Regions from separate parts of the Homo sapiens genome. Here region 2 is linked to region 1. A link is a loop called in an ENCODE intact Hi-C map of the cell type or tissue named here. Cell type or tissue: breast epithelium. All regions are shown on one strand. Each heading gives the region's core, and the rest is flanking DNA. Links, peaks and the distances in the headings are about the cores only.

Region 1 (13,056 bases), core at 4,319-6,818:
AGGAAAGAGGGCTTTAGAGGGTCATATCCCAGCAATCAAAGGCTCAGACATTATTTCTGCTAATAACCCACTGGCTAGAACCAATCACATGGCCCCACCTAACCAAGTGGGGCTGGGAAGTGAAATCCTAGCAGCAGAAGATGAAGGGCAATGAATATTCAGCGAGCAGCAAAAATGACTATCATAAAGCAATGGTTATGCTGCTTTTACGTAAATGATCACAAAATGAGACTCTTATTCAAACACATTTCTTTATTTTTTATTTTATTTCTTGGAGATAGTGTCTCGTTCTGTCGCCCAGGCTGGAGTTCAGTGCCGTGATCTAAGCTTACTGCAACCTCCACCTCCTGCGTTCAAGTGATTCTCCTGCCTCAGCCTCGCGAGTAGCTGGGATTACAGGAGCCCACCACCATGCTCAGCTAATTTTTGAATTTTTAGTAGAGATAGGGTTTTGCCATATGGGCCAGGCTGGTCTGGAACTCCTGACCTCAAGTGATCCATCCGCCTCAGCCTCCCAAAGTGCTGGAATTGCAGGCATGAGCCACCACACCCAGCCATTATTCAAATACATTTCTGATTAACTAGTTAGCCAGAAACCACTGTCACCTTCACTTAAATTAAAATTTCAGGGCTGGGCACGGTGGCTCACACCTGTAATCCCAGCACTTTGGGAGGCCAAGGCAGGCAGATCACGAGGTCAGGAGTTCAAGACTAGCCTGGCCAACATGGTGAAACCCGATCTCTATTAAAAACACAAAAATTAGCTGGGCGTGGTGGCGCGTGCCTGTAGTCCCAGCTACTCAGGAGGCTGCAGCAGGAGAATTGCTTGAACCTGGGAGGCAGTGGTTGCAGTGAGTCAAGATTGTGCCACTGTACCCCAGCCTGGTGACAGAGCAAGACTCCATCTCAAAAAAAAAAAAAAAGTTTTAAAAATAGTTGTTTCCTCACAAGCAAAGAAATGACACAGATCTACTAAAGAATCTTTTGACCATACCGTCTCTTCTGCAGAAGTGTGTTCATGACACACTGACTGAGCCACATTAGGGTTATGAATAGAAGCCAGGGTTAGAGAGAGGACTTGGGTCACGTTCTGAGGGCTTAGAAGCCTTCTTCAACACTCGACTTATTTGGGCAGAATGACATCACAGAAGAAAAAAAGCATTTCCTTTCTAGCTTTTAGTTTTCTCTTTGTCCCCTTTCTCTTCTTCCAATATATTCCCCTTCCCGCCCCCCACTATCCTCAGCAGCAAAATCATTCAAAAGAGCAGCAGTCCCAGGAGTTTGGTCTCTAGATCTAGGGATGCCCGGAACTGTCATAAGAAAACCCTAGCAAGCCCCTGAGGTACCAAAGAGGAAAGAGGATCTCACACATCTAAGGCTGAAGCTGGGACATGGCACCCAGCAACAACGCACAGTGCATGCTCGGTTAACACTGACTGAATACATGAATACATAATCTATGGACTGAATCCAGAATAGTCACAATAAATGAGTGTTGACTAAAATTAAATTATAGCTGTTCTTTAGGTTTCCCCCAATCCTTTCTGCATTAATTTCCACATATTTGATCTTCAGGCAAGATAAACATTACCAGGTCAGTATCTTCCACAAAGCACCGTTTTCATATTTTTGATTGTGTTCACAAGAGCTCTTTATCACCTTTTGGTATTGGGTCCTGTCAGCACTCTGAGAGGTAGTCCAATATGTCAAAGATGCTTCAAGTTTTTTTGGTTGCTAATAATTTTATATAAGAAAACAAGCCTGGAGGATGGAGTTTTTGTTCTTAACATTCATTCCTGCCTATGTGGAAAAAACTTTTCCTGCAATCAGGCTGCTAGGAGCAAATTTCCTGTTTTTAATACTGTTTAGTCTAAATGGGTCTCTAGAGACCAATCTTAATGTAAGAGAAGCAAGGGAGCTGAGCCTCTGAGACAATTCCGGTTTCATTGTTGGGTTCAGCCAGCCCAGGTGAAGCCCATATCATTCTTGGCAATCCAGGGTCTGGTTGAAGAGATTAGTTATGTGTTCATCTGAACAGCATCCACCTCACGCATCCGGCTGGCAGGGTCCTGTCTTCCCTCAAGCCACACTACCCACAAACCACACTACCCTCCTCCAATCCTAAAGACTAGCTTGCAGAAGGGCAGTGCTGCATGCCAGAGTCACAAGATCTCTAACCACACTCGTCTGTGGCACTTCTTACACCTCAGCCCTTCATAGCAAGTCACTTCAACCAAGCAAACAAAGCCTGACTCCAGCCTTAGCCCATATCCCTGGACAAAGGTGTTTCTCAAGGTTGTCTCAGCAACTTACCAAAGTGTATGCAAAAAAACAAAAAATAAGATAATGGAAAAGAGACCTGCGGGGGGTGGGGGTGAGCACTCAGCTCCACAATTACTTGTTAGTGACAACTAAGAAATATACTGACACAAACCTGGACAGTCAATCAGGAACTTGAGGCTGGTTTTCAATAAAACATAGTAAACCTCTAAAAATCCTAACGGAGCTGACAAATGCCTAAGAGATTCATCCTCCCTACTGTGTAAGTACTTCTATGTGGAAGATACTGATCAGAGGGGGGTAAATAAATACTTGCTAGAAAATAAATACTTGGAAGCAGGTGGGATTTAGGAAAAACCTGTAAAACAATATAGGATTTAATTATATTCAAATATATATTTGTGTGTGTGTGTGTGTGTGTGTGTGTGTGTGTGTATAAGTGTGTGTGTGTATAATATATTAAGATTCTCCTAGATTCAGTCTGGAGGTCCTGTATTTATTCTTTCCCTCTCTAATATGAAACTGGAATTCCTAGGGTACTCCACAGATGAGAAAGAATCTATTCAGAAAAAGAGGCATCAGGAGGGTGGGCACAGTGGCTCACACCTGTCATCCCAGCACTTTGGGAGGGTGAGGTGGGCAGATCACTTGAGGTCAGGAGTTTGAGACCAGCCTGGCCAACATGGTGAAACCCCATCTCTACTAAAAATATAAAAATTAGCCGCGCATGGTGGTGCATGCCTGTAGTCCCAGCTACTCAGGAGAATGAGGCAGGAGAATTGCTTGAACCCAGGAGGCGAAGGTTGTAGTGAACTGAGATCGCACCACTGTACTCCAGCCTGGGTGACAGAGAGAGACTCCATCTTAAAAAAAAAAAAAAAAAAAAAAAAAAGCACCAGAAAAATGCAGGGTTGTGCTGGGAAGGAAAAAGAGCACAATGGTTACAGGGTTGTGCACAGACTTTAGACTCCTCCATGTGGAGGACGTGGCACATGCCTGTAGTCCCAGCTACTCAGGAAGCTAAGGTGGTAGGATCACTTGAGCCCGGGAGATAGAGGCTGCAGTGAGCTATGATCACGCCACTGCACTCCAGCCTGGGAGACAGAGTGAGACCTTGTCAATCAATCAATCAATGAAGTACACTTCAAAACCCAGCCTCTGGGTCAGAATGAGTGAAATGAAGCATCCATTTGCTATAATGGGTGAGCTATTTTTTGTGCCTTAGAGAGTAGCTGGGTCAGTTAGGTCTACTCAGGGGATTCAGAAGAAAGCACCCTGACTGTACATGTATACAAGCACTTACTCTGGATACAAAACTAAAAATAGGCTGGGCGCAGTGGCTTACACCTGTAATCCCAGCACTTTGGGAGGCTGAGGTGGGAGGACCACCTGAGCCCAGGAGTTTGAGACCAGCCTAGGCAACTTGGAAAAACTCCATCTTAAAAAAAAAAAAAAATACAAAAATTAGCTGGGTGTGGTGGTGCGCACCTGTGTTCCCAGGTACTTGGGAGGCTGAGGTGGGAAGGTGGCTTGAGCCCAGGAGGTGAAGGTTGCAGTGACCTGAGATCACACCACTGCACTCCAGCCTGGGCAACAGAGTCCGACCCTGTTTCAAAAAACAAAACTAAAAATAGGTGGTGTTCTGCACATCTCAGAGAGAGGGGCCAATAGAGAGGCTTGAAAACACATGTTCTATATTCATGACTCTTGGTCTTTTCCTATAGTAAATGCAAGATTTAACAGTCCAATATTTTCCAATTGTCAGCTAATTCATGTCATACTCCAAGTATTAGAGGTTAGCACAGAGAAGGAGTGCAAAGGTAGCAGGATGTGGTGAGACAGTAGAATGGACTAAAACTGGGCTTCATCTCTGAACCTCAGTAAGCACATCTGTAAAACAGAGTACTAACCCACTTTACAGGGTTGTTGTGAAGGTGATAAGTACTCAATACAGTACCTGGAAGACTGTAGGTTCTCAAAAAGTGCTATTTTCTTTTCTCCCTTCCCATTGAAGCAAGCTGGTTTGAACATTTTCCAAAATTAAGTACAACTTTTCCAAACCCTGAAATTGAATCTAAACTCCATGGGAATGTTTCCAGATGTTTATGGAAAGAGGAAGTTGTTTGTATTTTCTTAAAATCTCTGATGCGGGAGAAAAGGAAAAGCAATACCAGCCAGAGACCACGACATGTTTGTGCTTTAAACATCGCCACAACACCACCACAAACAAGATGAAATTAGTTTAACAGGGGAGGAACAGTAAAGAAAGAAAAGTAATTATGGGTTTCCATCCCTGTCAGATGTCTTCTCATCTCAGCAGAACCATGATCTCCACCAACTGCATGGAAGCTGCATTAATCTTCCTCGGACACCAATTCAGCGCATATCCCCAGAACGCAGCTGTATCTTTTCTAACTGCCTAACTAGAGAGACAAGAATTGGGAAATAAAGTTATTGACAAAGGGATTATCCCCCACTTCTAGGAAGAGAAGCAAGAAAAGTGAGTTTGAACACACTGTTGTTTACCTCTTCCACTCCTGAGGACCAGCTGTTTAAGGGGCTATTTGTATACAGATGGTGATCTTATGGGCTTAAGTGCACTGCTTCTGCCCTGAAACCAATTCCCCAGGGGCTCTGTCTTTTATAATTTTGACACCTAGACTTGGGGGATGCCTGGGCACATCTGGTCACCATTTGATTTCAGGCTTCTATTGTGTTCAGTCTGTTGCGGAAGTGAGTCTATAAATAGCTCATGTTCCTTTGCCTCATACTTGAAAAATAAGAAACTGTCAACTCTGCCTTTCCTGCAGAAAGGTTTTCGCTGTAGTTCAAACATCTGAATCCAGCCCCTCTATAATGACCATACATCAAGTTAATATGCTAAGTAGCAGCCTCAACCAAATGATTCATATATCTATTTTATTATAAGATTAAATGGCATCCAGAATAAAACTCAGGAGAGAGCTCCATGTTAGGACTAGTGAATAATTCATATGATGCTTTGAGAAGTCTTTGATCTTTTTGGAAACTCACCAAGCTGTGAGGTTAAATTTATGTACATGAAACAGCACCCTCAAGATTTAAGAAGAAATGTCCTTCTCATCTTTGGAACAGAATATATGGATTTAAATTCCATTCGATCCAGGTCAGGCGCGATGGCTCACACCTGTAATCCCAGCACTTTGGGAGGCTGAGGTGGATGGATCACTTGAGCCCAGGAGTTAGAGACCAGCCTGAGCAACATAGTGAGACCTTGTTTCTACAAAAAATAAAAAATTAGCCAGGTGTGGTGGCACATGTTTGTAGTCTTAGTTACTCAGGAGGCTAAGTTGGGAGGATTGCTTGAGCCCAGGAGATCAAGGCTGCAGTGAACTAAGATCACACCACTGCATTCCACTCCAGCCTGGGGGACAGAGAGAGACCCTGTCTCAAAAAAAAAAAAAAAAAAAAAAAAAAAAAATCAATTTGATCCTGAATAAAGCAATCATACTATGAACTAGATTTCCTCCCCTGACAAAAACAATCTTCCTCCCTCTTCACGTTTTTTCAAATCCTTGGTTAAAATATGATAACATTTACCACACTGTGGAGTAATTCTCTCTTTAGTATCTGTCTCTGTCAAGAACTATTAGTTTTTAAAGGACAAATACAATGTTGGTTCTTATTGGTTATTTCCAGTGCCTAGCACAATTCTTGGCATATTTTTATGTAAATGCATGCTGAATGAATGAACGAGGTAGAATAATCACATATTATATGACCTTATGAGCTTCCACAAATAAAAAAATCAAATTTGATGTTGATTTAAGAGACAGGTAAGAGAAGCGTGGATCAAACAAGTAGAAGCAGACAGACTGAAACTGCCTTTGCAAAAATCATGACAGTGAAAAATCTGACATAGGAAGTTATGGCAGTGAAAGAAATCTGACCTAAGCAACTCCATCTTACTTCTAACCTCCAGGCTACCTTGTTCACTCCTGGGCACAGGTCAAGCTAACTAAGGAAGGAATTTATAGTTTAACTTTGAAACAGGTAACAGCCCCTTCCCCAAACAAACCCCCTCCTTGCATGGGGACCAGACCACCTTTGTAAAACTAACACATTAGCCACAAGACTAGAAATTACGGTGCAGGAGTCATGCAGTCAGGGATCACAAGATTCTTAACCTCCTCAATTGCTCCTATAGATAGGAACTGAAGTATTTTTCCTTTGGTTCTTTGAACCAAAGATAGGAATTGAAGTATTTTTCAGACCCTGTATTCTGATGACCAGCTGGTGCCACCCAGACCTTACAAAACTGGCTCATCTGGTCCTGTGGCCCTCCCACCCAATAACTGACTCAGCACAAGAAGACAAGCTTTGACCCCCTATGATTTCATCCCAGACCCAACCAATCAATATTCCCCATTCCCTAGCCCCCTGCCTGCAAAACTATCCTTTAAAAACCCTCGTCTCCACATATTTGGGGAGACTGATTTGAGTAATAAACTCTGGGCTTTTGCTTAGCTGGCTCTGTGTTTATTCAACTCTTTATTGTGATTCCACTGTCTCGGTAAATTGGCTCTATGGGGCAGCAGGCAAGAACCTTGTAATCTGGTGATTACAAGAACAAAGACACAAATTGTTTCCTCTTCACCTCCACACCTGCTCACAATTCTAAAATGTCTATTTTTGGCTGGCATGGTGGCTCATGCCTGTAATCCCAGCACTTTGGGAGGCTGAGAGGATCACAGGGTCAGGAGTTCGAGTCCAGCTGGGCTTGCATGGGGAAACCCAATATTTACTAAAAATACAAAAATTAGTCAGGTGTGGTAGCACGTGCCTGTAGTCCCAGCTACTCAGGAGGCTGAGGCAGGCTGCACTCCAGCCTAGGCAACAGAGCAAGACTCTGTCTCGAAAATAAATAAATAAATAAATAAAAAGTCTATTTTTACTGGAAAGTGGGCTTGTGTAAATATATGTAAATCACAGAATAATTGGAGCCAACATATTGTAACAACCACCTCAAACTTTATCCTGGAAAAGAATATATGAGGCCAAACTCCAGTCCCAAAAAATGCAGTTCAGAAAGAGCAGCAAGTAGCAGCAAGGATCCATACTGGATATGAGGCAGGAGAATAGGGTCTAGAGGCAGGGAACCTAAGGCTCTCACGCCAACTTCCCAGAACTAAACTGAAAGGAAAACCCTAGACTTTCCACGCCTAAGTAACAAAAGTAACAAAAGGGGTGGGATGAAGGAGTTGGGGGTCTTGGCTTCATTTGCAACTTTGTAACTTCACTCCACAGCTCTGAATGGTTGCTGTCTACAACCAATCAGGCTGATTGCTGGCCGAGTCTTCTTCGTTTACCATAGAGGTATGACTTTGTAACTTCACCCTAACCTCTGTTTGCACAGCAGTGTGACTTTTGCAACTTCACTTCAGGCTCTGGTTGACTGCCTTCTGCAACCAATCAGACAGATTGCAAGCTACCACTTCATTTACATGAGGTGAGCATGCAGTGGCCAATGGGAAAACTTCTAGAGGGTATTTGCACCCAAGGAGATTCTGTATCTGATCCCTTGAGTCAGTGCTCAGCCTGCTCCCATACTGTGGAGTGTACTTTCATTTTTAATAAATCCCTGCTTTCATTCTCTCGTTTCATTCTTTCTTTGCTTTACTGGGCATTTTGTCCAATTCCTTCTTCAAAACACCAAGAACCTGGACAACTTGCAGTCACGACCCCTCTACCTTGAACATACCATACCTTAGCCAGGTATATCAAAACCTGCAACTGGAAATGCCCCAAAATATTTCATAGTAAATTATCAATTTCTGGCTTTGGCTTTAAGAGATAAAGTCACCCAGCCATGTTCTAGAAGCCAGAGCATACTATTGCCATGTCTGACAAAGACTCTGCCTGCCTTTGGTGTAGGAAACAAACACTAAATTAAAATTTGCTCTAGGCTGGGTGCAGCAGCTAATGCCTGTAATCACTTTGGGAGGCTGAGGTGGGTGGATCACTTGACGTTAGGAGTTCAAGACCTAAGCCTGGCCAACATGGTGAAACACTGTCTCTACTAAAAATATAAAAACGAGCCGGGCGTGGTGACACGCACCTGTAGTCCCAGCTACTCAGAAGGCTGAGGCAGGAGAATCACCTGAACCCGGAGGCAGAGGTTGCAGTGAACTGAGATCGCACCACTGCACTCCAGCCCAGGTGACAGAGCAAGACTGCCTCAAAATAAATAAATAAATAAAATAAAGTAAAATAGGCTCTAGAGTCCATAGAGCAAAATGTAAATTTTTTGCAGATCATCTGCTGACGCTAGACTTAATGCTATAGGGTTTGTGGAATATAAATCAAACACACTGTCCATCTTTGCACTGATAGGTGAAATAAAGAATATATTAACAGACCGACAATGGAGAGTTTTGCTCAGAAAACCCTCCTGTAGAAAAACAGATATATCCGGGAAGTGGGGGGCAGCCCCCACCCGGCCAGCCGCCCCGTCCGGGAGGTGGGGGGGCAGCCCCCGCCCAGCCAGCCGCCCCGTCCGGGAGGTGGGGGGCAGCCCCCGCCCGGCCAGCCGCCCCATCCGGGAGGTGGGGGGCAGCCCCCGCCCGGCCGCCGCCCCGTCTGGGAGGTTGGGGGGCGCCTCTGCCCGGCCGCCCCGTCTGGGAAGTGAGGAGCCCCTCTGCCCGGCCGCCACCCCGTCGGGAGGTGTACCCAATAGCTCACTGAGAATGGGCCATGATGACGATGGCGGTTTTGTCGAATAGAAAAGGGGGAAATGTGGGGAAAAGAGAGAGAGATCAGACTGTTACTGTGTCTGCGTAGAAAGAAGTAGACATAGGAGACTCCATTTTGTTCTGTACTAAGAAAAATTCTTCTGCCTTGGGATGCTGTTAATCTATAACCTTACCCCCAACCCGTGCTCTCTGAAACATGTGCTGTGTCCACTAAGGGTTAAATGGATTAAGGGCAGTGCAAGATGTGCTTTGTTAAACAGATGCTTGAAGGCAGCATACTCGTTAAGAGTCATCACCACTCCCTAATCTCAAGTACCCAGGGACACAAACACTGCTGAAGGCGGCAGGGCTCTCTGCCTAGTAAAACCAGAGACCTCTGTTCACATGTTTATCTGCTGACCTTCCCTCCACTATTGTCCTATGACCCTGCCAAATCCCCCTCTCCGAGAAACACCCAAGAATGATCAATAAATACTAAAAAAAAAAAAAAAAAGAAAGAAAAACAGATATATCAAGTGAGATAAACGAAGCAGGCTGGCACTGTGGCTCATGTCTGTAATCCCAACACTTTGGGAGGCCAAGATGGGCAGATCACCTGAGGTCAGGAGTTCGAGACCAGCCTGATCAACATGGAGAGACCCCATCTTTACTAAAAATACAAAATTAGCTGGGCATGGTGGTGCATGCCTATAATCCCAGCTACTCGGGAGGCTGAGGCAGGAGAACCGCTTGAACCCGGGAGGCAGAGGTTGCAGTGAGCCAAGATCGTGCCGTTGCACTCCAGCCTGGGCAACAAGAGCGAAACTTGGTCTCAAAAAAAAAAAAAAAAGAAAGAAAGAAACGAAGCAAAACCCTCTCTCTCTCACACACACATGCACAAGCACCCCCCATTTGTTTACCCAGCACCTAGCCCATCCCTGGCATATAATAGATAAATGTTTGTTGAGTGAAGAATGCTTTTTCTGTAACCTATAACCTTGTATCCAGTATACACTGCTTCCTCTCCTCAGGTTAAAAGTCCTCATAGCTCCTCCAAATTATCTAAAGGGAAAGCACCCATCCTCCCTTTCTTGCTTCCTGGAATGGGAGTGATGACATGTCCTATATAGGCTGGACTCAACTAAGTATCCAGTACGCTTCTGAAACCACTTTGTCATTGTACCAGAGAAACCGTTTGGTCTTCATCTCCTCTAGGAGTCTGGACCAGCTTAGAGGTGAAATATAGGAGTCTGGCCTCCTGAAACACTTGGAAAGATGGGCACTGTGACTATATCCTCTTAGTTTCACCCAGACTAGCACCACCTGATCCCCTCAAACACATGGTGTACATTCCTGCCTTAGAGTCTTTAAGCTGTCCCCTCCAACCAAAATGACCCTCCCTGAACTCATTCAAAACAAACTTTGGATATGTTATTCTTCTGGATTCCTTAAGTACTTACTCTAAGTACGATTATAACACTTAAATGCTTGTTATTCTTGATGATCTTTACATACCTAAAGCCTGGTAATCCCAATAAGACTGTAAGCTTTTTGAGGGCAGGAATCACATCTACTACTCTGTATTCCTCGCAGCACTAAACCCCATGTGTTGCTTCCTAAATGCTTACTGAATGAATGAATAAATGAATGGTCACTGTGCTAGGAAACGTGGCATGTTCAAAGATAGATGAGACCTAGTCTGCCTTCAAGGATCACTCAGACTAATAAAATAGATAAGCCTTGTATCCAAAGAGCATTAACTTTAGTTAGTAAACAGAATGTATCACAAGGGAGTAACAAGATACTATGAGAATCCAAGAGATGGTGACTTCAAGGAAGAAGCATCATTTTAACTGAACCTTAAAGAACAAGCAGTATTTTGTACGATAGAAACTGGAGAGGTGAGATGTATTAATATACACTAGGAAGAGGAGCCAATATAAGCAAAAGCAGAGAAAGATATGGCATTTTGGGGAAGGGCAATAACCAAAATAACTAGGACAGTCTGAGAAAGAACGAGCCCTCACCAATATTAAAAAGTAGTGAAACAAGATGGTGTTTTCATGTATATTTGAAACTTTCTGAAACAGTATGGTTCAGGCACAAAAATACAGTTGAGGAAACAAAACAGAGTTTTAAAAGAGATCCCCAAGTATACGCCGGGCATGGTGGCTCACATAATCCCAGCACTTTGGGAAGCCAAGGCAGGTGGAGCACCTGAGGTCAGGAGTTTGAGGCCAGCCTGGCCAACATGGTGAAACCCTGATTCTACTAAAAATACAAAAATTAGCCAGGCATGGTGGTGGGGGCCTGTAATCCCAGCTACTTGGGAGGCTGAGGCAGGAGAATCATTTGAACCTGGGAGGCGGAGGTTGCAGTGAGCTGAGATTGTGCCACTGCACTCCAGCCTGGATGACACAGTGAGACTCGGTTGCCAAAAAAAACAAAACAACAACAACAAAAAAAACAGAGACCCCAAATATATATAGCAATGTATTAACTGATAAAAGTAGCCTTTCACTTCAGTGGAGAAAGAATGAGTGTTCAATAAACGGTACTGTGTTAGAAGAAGTAAGCTCTAGTATACAATAATACAGTAAGAAAATTACAACTAATGATAATTTATTGTATATTTCAATATAGCTTGAAGAGAAGAATTATAACACTCCCAACACAAAGATAAATGTTTGAGGCGATGGCTATCCTAACTACCCTGATTTGATCATGACAGATTGTATCAAAATATCACATGTACCCCCAAAATATGTATATCAATAAAAAATAGATGAACTAATAGTATTCAGACAACTGGATAGTTATCTGGGGAAAAAATATAAAGCTGAAGCCCTACCTCATTTTTTATGCCAAAGAATTTCAAATAGATTAAATATGTAAATATTTTAAAAATTCATTACCATGCCAGGAAAAAAAAAAAACATGATGAATACATTTATAATCTCAGAGTGAGAAAGCCTTTCGAAGCCTAACACACCATGAAACCACAGAGAAAGGATGATAAATTTGACTACATTAAAAATATAGGCTGGGCCGGGCACGGTGGCTCACACCTGTAATCCCAGCACTTTGGGAGGCTGAGGCAGGCAGATCACGAGGTCAGGAGATCAAGACCATCCTGGCTAACATGGTGAAACCCCGTCTCTACTAAAAATACAAAAAATTAGCCAGGCGTGGTGGCAGGCGCCTGTAGTCCCAGCTACCCAGGAGGCTGAGGCAGGAGAATGGCGTGAACTCGGAAGGTGGAGCTTGCAGTGAGCCGAGATCGCACCACTGCACTCCAGCCTCAGCGACAGAGCAAGACTCCATCTCAAACACATACACACACACACACACACACACACACACACACACACACACATATATATATACAAACACACACACACACACAGGCTGGGAGCAGTGGCTCACACCTGTAATCCCAGCACTTTGGGAGGCTGAGGCAGGCAGATCACCTGAGGTCAGGATTCGAGACTAGCCTGGCCAACATGGTGAAATCACATCTTTATTAAAAATACAAAAATTGGCCGGGCACTGTGGCTCACGCCTGAAATCCCAGCATTTTGGGAGGCTAAGTCGGGCAGATCACCTGAGGTCAGGAGTTCGAGACCAGCCTGGCCAACATGGTGAAACTCTGTCTCTACTAAAAAATACAAAAATTAGCTGGGCATGGTGGCAGGTGCCTGTAGTCCCAGCTAGTTGGGAGGCTGAGGCGGAGAATTGCTTGAACTCAGGAGGTGGAGGCTGCAGTGAGCCGAGATCGTGCCACTGTGCTCCAGTCTGGGCAACAGAGCGAGACTCTATTTAAAAAAACAAACAAACAAAAATTAGCCAGGCATGGTGGCAGGCACCTGTAATCCCAGCTACCTGGGAGGCTGGGGCACGAGAATCGCTTGAACACAGGAGGCAGAGGTTGCAGTGAGCTGAGACCGCACCACTGCACTCCAGCCTGGGTGACACAGCGAGAATCCATCTCAAAAAAAAAATAAATATACATATATATGCATGCACCAGGTGCGGTGGCTTATGCCTATAATCCCAATACTTTGGG
Region 2 (7,778 bases), core at 5,279-7,778, 78 kb after region 1:
CTCACACAGAACCATTACCCTTCCAGTCACTAGTGTATTTAAGCTCAAGTGAGTAAGACTAGTAATGATTAAAATGAACCTCACAATAAATTTTTAGCAAGGTAAGTTTAAGTCCCATCAATATTTTCAATAAATACTGGAAAGATGCTAAAGGCAGCTTCCTGCTGTAGTGTTTCTTGATGTATGGATCTTTGCTTTATTAATTTGTTAAATGAGAGCTGATGAAACTATTTTCCCCCAAATAACAGTCATAGAAACATGTTACCTATTTGAAAGAACAATACCATTAGTTAGTTAAAAAATTTAATTGTAAGGATCAAGCAGTGGTTATTGGTGAAACCAATACACACTGACAGCTTTGAAGTGTTCAGATGCTAATTTTAAAATAAATGTGACAAATACCAATCAGATGTTCATAACACTTTTCAGGATCCACATCAACTTGATTATGGACATAGTTCAATACACAAGGGTAAGAGAAAGAGTGTGTAATCACCAATAATTAAACCAGAGGCATAATTTTTTCAAATAATTTTTAGTTACAGAATAAATTCTAACTTTTTAAAGTCTAAAGCTACATAAAACTCAAAGCAATCTATTTTTCTACCTGAGGTCAAAATGACTTTCCTTTTTCCTAACTAAACATAATTCTTAGCATTGAGGTAAATCTGAATTCATGTGGTATGCTTTGTCAAACTTTTCCAAAAAATTTTAAGCCCTGCTTTAGAGAGAAATTCTCATGTTACACATATATATTTACATATTTTTTCTTCAAAGACTAATGACAATGTATGATGTTAATAGGCCTGTAATGGAACCATGATACTACTAATAATATGAAATAAAAAGCCACTCATTTATATAAAGTGTTCCTGAATGGTGCAATAAGAAATGGGATCACAGATTTATGTACATATATGAATCACTAAGAGTTCAGAAATTAAGCTCACTTTAAGAAAACTCAGCCAGGCACAGTGGCTCACGCCTGTAATCCCAGTACTTTGGGAGGCCAAGGCGGGTGGATCACGACGTCAGGAGTCCAAGACCAGCTTGACATGGTGAAACCCTGTCTCTACTAAAAATACAAAAATTAGCCGAGCGTGGTGACACACGCCTGTAATCCCAGCTACTCAGGAGGCAAGGCAGGAGAATTGCTTGAACCAGGGAGGCGGAGGTTGCAGTGAGCCCAGATCGCGCTATTGCACTCCAGCCTGGACAAGAGAGCGAGACTCTGACTCCAAAAAAAAAAAAAAGAAAGAAAACTCATTCTATTTTTCTCTTTGGAGCAGAGGTTGCAAAACTGTGATGCCTAACAAAAACGTTGTGTATAAAAGCTCCAAAACCAAGCATTAGCCTAAATTGGCTATAACTGCAACTTAAATCAAAAACTATATCCAACTAGATCTTCGTTGTGGCTATGCAACTTTTTGCTTTGTGGCCTGAAGGTTTTTACTGAGGTAACAACCTCTTATCTCTTGTCCTTCCCTCAACCACAAAAGCAAAAATAAACAACAACAAAAAACACCTCTACAGCTTCCTTCTTCATGGCTGTCTTTGGCAATGCTTCCAAATCTTGAAAGCAAAAGAACCTGCTGAAGTATATGAGGAGGATGAAAACACTAAACATGACATATGAAAACCAATCTAAGCGTATGAATTGAGAAAGAAAATACTAGAAGGAAGGCAGAGCAGCAGTCGGCCCTCAACAGAAAACAAAAAAGAAGGAGGGCTGTAACTGCTCTGGCCCTTCTTCCATATTATCTCCCAATTAGAAGAGCGTGGAACCGAAAACTTAAACTCTGAAAAGGTAATAACTTTCAAGGAGGAGCTACGGAAGTGAATAAATGATAAAGAAGAACAGCAGTAGCTTTAGCTGTCAATGAGTTTCTTTGCTCTGGCATTGGCAATATCAATACGATCTCTGTTGGTGTCAGCCTGAAAAACAAGAAAGATATCAGCTTTACAAGGTAAGTAACTCTAATAAAAATTAAACTTTTTACACTTGGAGTAACTGACACACCAAGAAAATCCAAGAAACCACGTGAAGTTACATTACAAAACTCATGTTGGGCAAGAAGTAACAGAATATGAAATTCATTTGGAAAACCCCTGGTATATAAACATGACAAAGGTGTAACATATAAGACCTTGCCAATATTTCATAAATTCTATAACGCATTTTTTCATAGTTTAACATGCCTGAAACTGGGATGCATCCTGTAATCAATGGCATTTTTTGATGCAATGAAATATGAAAGAGTGCTCTTCTCTGTTAAAGATCTGGACCTTGTGTGAGTCCTCTGAACTGAATCATAGAATCTCATCTGGATTCAGACACCCTAAGTCTAACCTGGAGAGACTGAAATAACCTTTCCAAAGATCTTTGAAACGAATCTATTACCATCCTCACCAACATCTGAATTAAAATGACAGGTAAATATAGCCTAAACCCAGACTGCAGCATTTAAAGCATCTTGTGAACCACTGTTTCAATTAAATCCATCAAAAGTGATTTAACAGAGAGCCAAGCTTAAAAACTCACCCTAAAGTTCACTGAGATTTTAATGAGGTATGACTTTCTTTTTTTCCTTTCTTTTTGAGAAAGGGTCTCACTCTGTTGCCCAGGCTGGAATGCAATGGTGCAATCACAGCTCACTGCAGCCTTCAACTCCTACACTCAAGCAATCCTTCTGCCTCAGCCTCCCGAGTAACTGGGACAATAGGCACATGCCACCATGCCTGGTCAATTTTTAAATTTTTTTAGTAGAGTCGAGGTCTTGCTCTGGTCTCAAACTCCTGAGCTCAAGCAATCCTCCTGCCTCCGCCTCTCAAAGTGTTGAGATTACAGGTGTGAGCTACCACGGTTGGCCAAGGTATGACTTTACATGTGACACATCAAAACACTGAAAACAATTTCGCTTTCACTATATTTATATCATGTAAAGTTAAGGGGGAAAAAAAAGAATCACAACTTTCTTTCACTCACATGACTCTATTTCGTGTGTCCACTCCATAAGAACTATTCTGCAGAACAGATTTTCACCTACGGACTCTTTCATGAGATGAGGATTCAGGAACTTAATTTATTTTTAGTTAACAAAATAGGCTGATGTGGGAGGAACGCTTTAGCCTAGGAGGCAGGCTGCAGTGAGCTGTGATTGTACCACCACACTACCCTAGGCGACAGAGCAAGACCCCATTCTCAATTAAAAAATTAGTTAACAAAATAAAACTCATTTGGGAGAGAAAAAAACACGCTCAAAAGCTAAAGTAGATACTAAGCTTCATGTGTGAAGGTTTAAGTAAAACTACTATATTCCAAAACTCTGGTTTCAAAATGCACCAACTACCATGACAGGGAGGACTTGGCTCTTGTTTTATGTGTTAGAACCACCACCTCATCAGAATTAAGACCTATGAGGACAGGAGCTTATTCTACCGTGTCCCCCACAGTATCTAGCACAGATGTCTATTACTGAAACACTGAACTGGGTGTCTCATTTTCTTGTGGCAATAAAAAGCTTTTACCTTGTCTGTGATTCGTTTTATTTGTGGATTTTGAGCATCAATCTCATTGCCTATGTTCAGGGCCATGTCTTTTAGATTTCCCAGGATACTGCCCACTTGAGTCAGGTTCTCTTCCATTTCATCTTCTCTGGCATCATTAGTTATGCTATCACAAGAAGACAGTTAATTCCATAGGTTTTGTTGAATTTAAATAAAAGTCTGGATTTACTTTTCACAAAAGTAAGTAACCAAAATGACTCTCAGCAAGTATAAGATCCAAAAGAATATAGGTTACCATTCCTGGGAAACATTCTATAATAAAAACTGGGAGACTCATCAAAGAGAGCACAGTATCTTAAAGCCATGTAAGAAAAGAAAGAAACTCTGAAACAGTGTTTCTCAAAGCTTAATTCCCAGCATCACCTGGGAAGCTGTTAGACATGAGAATGCTAATTCTCACACTCCATTCCAGACCTACTCAATCAGAAACTGTAAGTGCATCCCAGAAACCTACGGTTTAATAAGCCCCTCAAGTGGTTCTAATGCACAGTTAAGTCTATCTAAAGAAGCACTGCCCTAAGAGAGAGGTTGGAAAACTACGGCCCAAGGACCAAATCTGGCCACCATATGATTTTGTAAATCAAGTGTTATTCAAACACAGCTGTGCTCATTTGTTTACATATTGTTTATGCCTGCTTTAACCCTACAACAGAGTTGAGTAATTGCAAGGGACTGTATGGCCTGAAAAGTCTGAAATATTAACTCTCTGGCTCGTTACAGATCTTCTTACAGGAATCTAGCTGACCCTTGTTCTAGATGACACATTTTAAAACCTATTTTTTTCTATATATAAAAGTAAAATATGTCTAGTTCAATAATTTGGAAAGTACTGAAAAGTATAAAGAAAAGTTAATTCCATCACCCAAGGTCAACCACCACAGTCAACATTTTGTCTGGCCAGGTGTGGTAGCTTATGCCTGTAATCCCAGCACTTTGGGAGGCCGAGGCAGGTGGATCACCTGAGGTCAGGAGTCCAAGACCAGCCTGGTCAACATGGTGAAACCCTGTCTCTACTAAAAATACAAAAATTAGCTGGGCGTGGTGGCGCACACCTGTAGTCCCAGCTACTCGGAAGGCTGAGGCAGGAGAATAACTTGAACCTGGGAGGCAGAGGTTGCAGTGAGCTGAGATCACGCCACTGCACTCCAGCCTGGGCAACACAGCAAGACTCTGTCTCAAAACAAAACAACAAATAAAAAAAACCCACATTTTGTCAGTGGGCAGATTTTTAAATGCATTTTAAAAATGGAATAAATACAATTTTTATTTGTTTTATTAGGGGTCATGTACTGCTAAACTCATCTCCTAAGTGAACCATTCATTAAGAAAGGTACAGGAATATCAGGAGGAGTTGGCATACCGTTTAATGTATCCACCACTGGCTGCTCCCGTTGTTGGTTGCTGAAGCTGACCATTTGTCACCGGGCCTGGCTGTTTAGATACTACATTGCAAGGTGAGTTTTCTCCACCATCTCCCCATGTTGTCTTATAAGCCTTGCCAGACTCAAAGTTCTTTGTTCTATATAAGAGTCAGGAGTGTAGGGAGATACCAAAAAAAAGAAGACGGAGAGTTCTAATTATTAGTGCCTGTTACCTTGAGGATGACACTAATAACTCTAGTAGAAAAGCTGCATACAGCTAAGTCTAGATGATCTACACTATGCTCCATGGCAATATGGAATAGGAAATAGATGAATTATGTAAACCCATTGACACTAAAAAAAATTTTAAAAAGGTCCAAATACTACTTCTACCAAATCTTCACTAGGCTGTTAGCAAGTAGCAAAAGGCAACTATTTGATTTTTCAGGTTCCCTTAGCCTCTGGCACTATCGTTTTGCTTTTCTCTTCCTAGTGTATCCAGCACTATCTAGAAAAGAGGTTAATGCACATTACTTAAAAAAAGGTCCCTTAGAAAAGGTGTTCTGGGATACCTTAAGAGGTTCCTTGAAGGCATCTCAGAGGTTGACAAGGGATGACAGAATAAGAAGGCTGATGCTGGGTGCAGTGGCTCACGCCTGTACTCCCAGCACTTTGGGAGGCCAAGGCGGGTGGATCGCTTGAGCTCAGGAGTTTAAGATCAGCCAGGGCAACACAGCAAAAACCCATCTCTCAAACTCCTGACCTCAAGTGATCCATCCACCTCGGCCTCCCAAAGTGCTGGGACTACAGGCTCGTGAGCCACTGCTCCCTGCCTCAAAATGCCATCTCTATAAAAAAATACAAACATTAGCTGGGTGTGGTGGCACACGCCTGTGGTCCCAGCTACTCGAGAGGCTGAGGTGGGAGGACTGCTTGAGCCCAGAAGGTCGAGGCTGCAGTGAGCCATGATAGTGCCACTGCACTCCAGCCTGGGTGACAGAGTGAGACCTAATCTTAAATAAATAAATAAAATTTTAAAATAAGAAGACTGAATTTGAACCAGCGTAGTTCCAGCTGATCAGTTTTTATTAGAATTTTCCATGAAATTTTAAACAATGGTTTCTTACAAACAAACCAGCCATCAGGAAAGAAAGGCATGAATAATTTCCAAATTGGACAATCAGCGGACAAATAAGTACCTTGACCACACAAGCGGTCATTCATAAATCCTGTAGTGTAGGAGTTTTTCATTTAAGAGTTTCCTCTTTAAAAAAACGATCAAGGCCGGGCACAGTAGCTCACACCGGTAATCCCAGCACTTTGGGAGGCCAAGGTGGGTGGATCACCTGAGGTCAGGAGTTCAAGACCAGCCTGGGCAACATGGTGAAACCCCATCTCTACTAAAAATACAAAAATTAGCTGGGTGTGGCACCACGTGCCTATAATCCCAGCTACTGGGGAGGCTGAGGCAGGAGAATCGCTTGAACCCAGGAGGCGGAGGTTGCAAGGAGCCAAGATCACACCACTGCACTCCAGCCTGGGCAACAGAGCGAGACACTCCATCTCAAAAAAAAAAAAAAATCATAAGTCTAAGTGTCTTAAAAAGAAAGAAAAAGTGGCTATTACAGGGAAAAAAAAATGGCTGTTACGGAAAAGTGACACAAAACTTTTCTTGATTATTTGGCTAAAGTCAAGCTTTCATTCAATTTTAGTTTTCACTTTTCTATAAACAAAAACGAAATAGTATGTTGCTCAAATATTGATCTCTGATTTATTCTACATTTTACATTAATAAGGAAGTTTTAAAATTGCAAAAATTAAAAAGGTAGGGAAGAGATTTTATGAAAAAAGTGACTTCTTCCTTAATAGGCATGTGAGGATTCATTTTCGGCAAACCTAGAATTGAATCTTAGACTTTATCATTAACATTACAGAAAGGATACTACTAATTTTTTTTTGTGAGAGGCATTGCAAAGGCAAATTTATGAACACTGAAGAGCTAGTTCTCCAAGTGTGTTTCATGGTACCACTTTAAGTTATCATAATTATGTTTCTATGCTGTTTTTATTAATTAACCCATTTATTTATTAAGAAGCCATGTTAAATTTTTCTTGGAACAAGGTAGGATATATATTTTTAAAATAAATATTCACATGTATTCTTTGTTAATAATAAGAAAGGTCCCAGGCAAAATTCTAGAGCAGAGTAAGTGCTAGTAAATAAAACAAAAGCAATATATTAGTTTATCAGAAAGTTAATAACCACAAATATTAACAGAAGTAACAGAAGTGGGGCTTTTATTAGAATTTCGGATTGTGGAACAGGTGCAAGAGAGAAGGTTGAAATTCCAAAGTAACTAATGAGATATTATGTTTCTGACAGCACAAAAAGAGGAGTGGACTGGGACATGACCTTGGGTTCTGGTCTATTAAGGAATATATATGCATTCCAACCTCCTTCCCAACATTAAGAGGCAATATTTGAAAAAATTCTTTACACTTATGAGAATTCTTCTTTCCACAATTAGATATAAGGGCATAAAATGCAAATGAATTGTTTAAAAATGATCATGTGAATGATTTTTAATTGAAACATAGTCTATAAACAAAGAATCAGATTGGTTATCAAACTCTGCTGTCTTTAAAATGACTGGATCTTGGCCGGGTGCGGTGATTCACACCTGTAATACCAGCACTTTGGGAGGCCGAGGCAGGCAGATCACGAAGTCAGGAGTTCGAGACCAGCCTGGCCAACATGGTGAAACCCTGTCTCTACTAAAAATACAAAACTTAGCTGGGTGTGGTGGCGCTCGAATGCAGTCCCCGCAACTCAGGAGGCAGAGGCAGAAGA

The links. Hi-C counts contacts between places; a loop is a spot of excess contacts. Peaks named below come from ENCODE experiments on the same cell type or tissue, not always from the same donor. Only the 100,000 strongest peaks of a DNase experiment are listed, where the experiment ranks them.
Region 2: a loop joins it to region 1, with 27 times the contacts of the local background. A loop is called at or near these places in 1 of 110 quality-filtered maps.

The regions. Positions count from the first base shown.
Region 1 is chr15:42,597,311-42,610,366 of GRCh38, reverse strand. All of the region lies in intron 3 of STARD9 (StAR related lipid transfer domain containing 9), which reads right to left. Among named protein-coding and RNA genes, the nearest start is that of STARD9, 28 kb to the right of the region's middle. RefSeq lists enhancers at 1,055-1,324, 8,953-9,569. In breast epithelium, for the core only: no CTCF peak of the experiment used is centred there; no DNase peak of the experiment used is centred there; H3K27ac peaks cover 716 bases.
Region 2 is chr15:42,525,570-42,533,347 of GRCh38, reverse strand. It overlaps SNAP23 (synaptosome associated protein 23), which reads right to left. Exons shown (of 8, transcript NM_003825.4): 6 at 4,928-5,086; 7 at 3,529-3,673; 8 at 290-1,935. The coding sequence ends at 1,870. It also overlaps a transcript of LRRC57 not described here. Among named protein-coding and RNA genes, the nearest start is that of LRRC57, 19 kb to the left of the region's middle. In breast epithelium, for the core only: no CTCF peak of the experiment used is centred there; no DNase peak of the experiment used is centred there.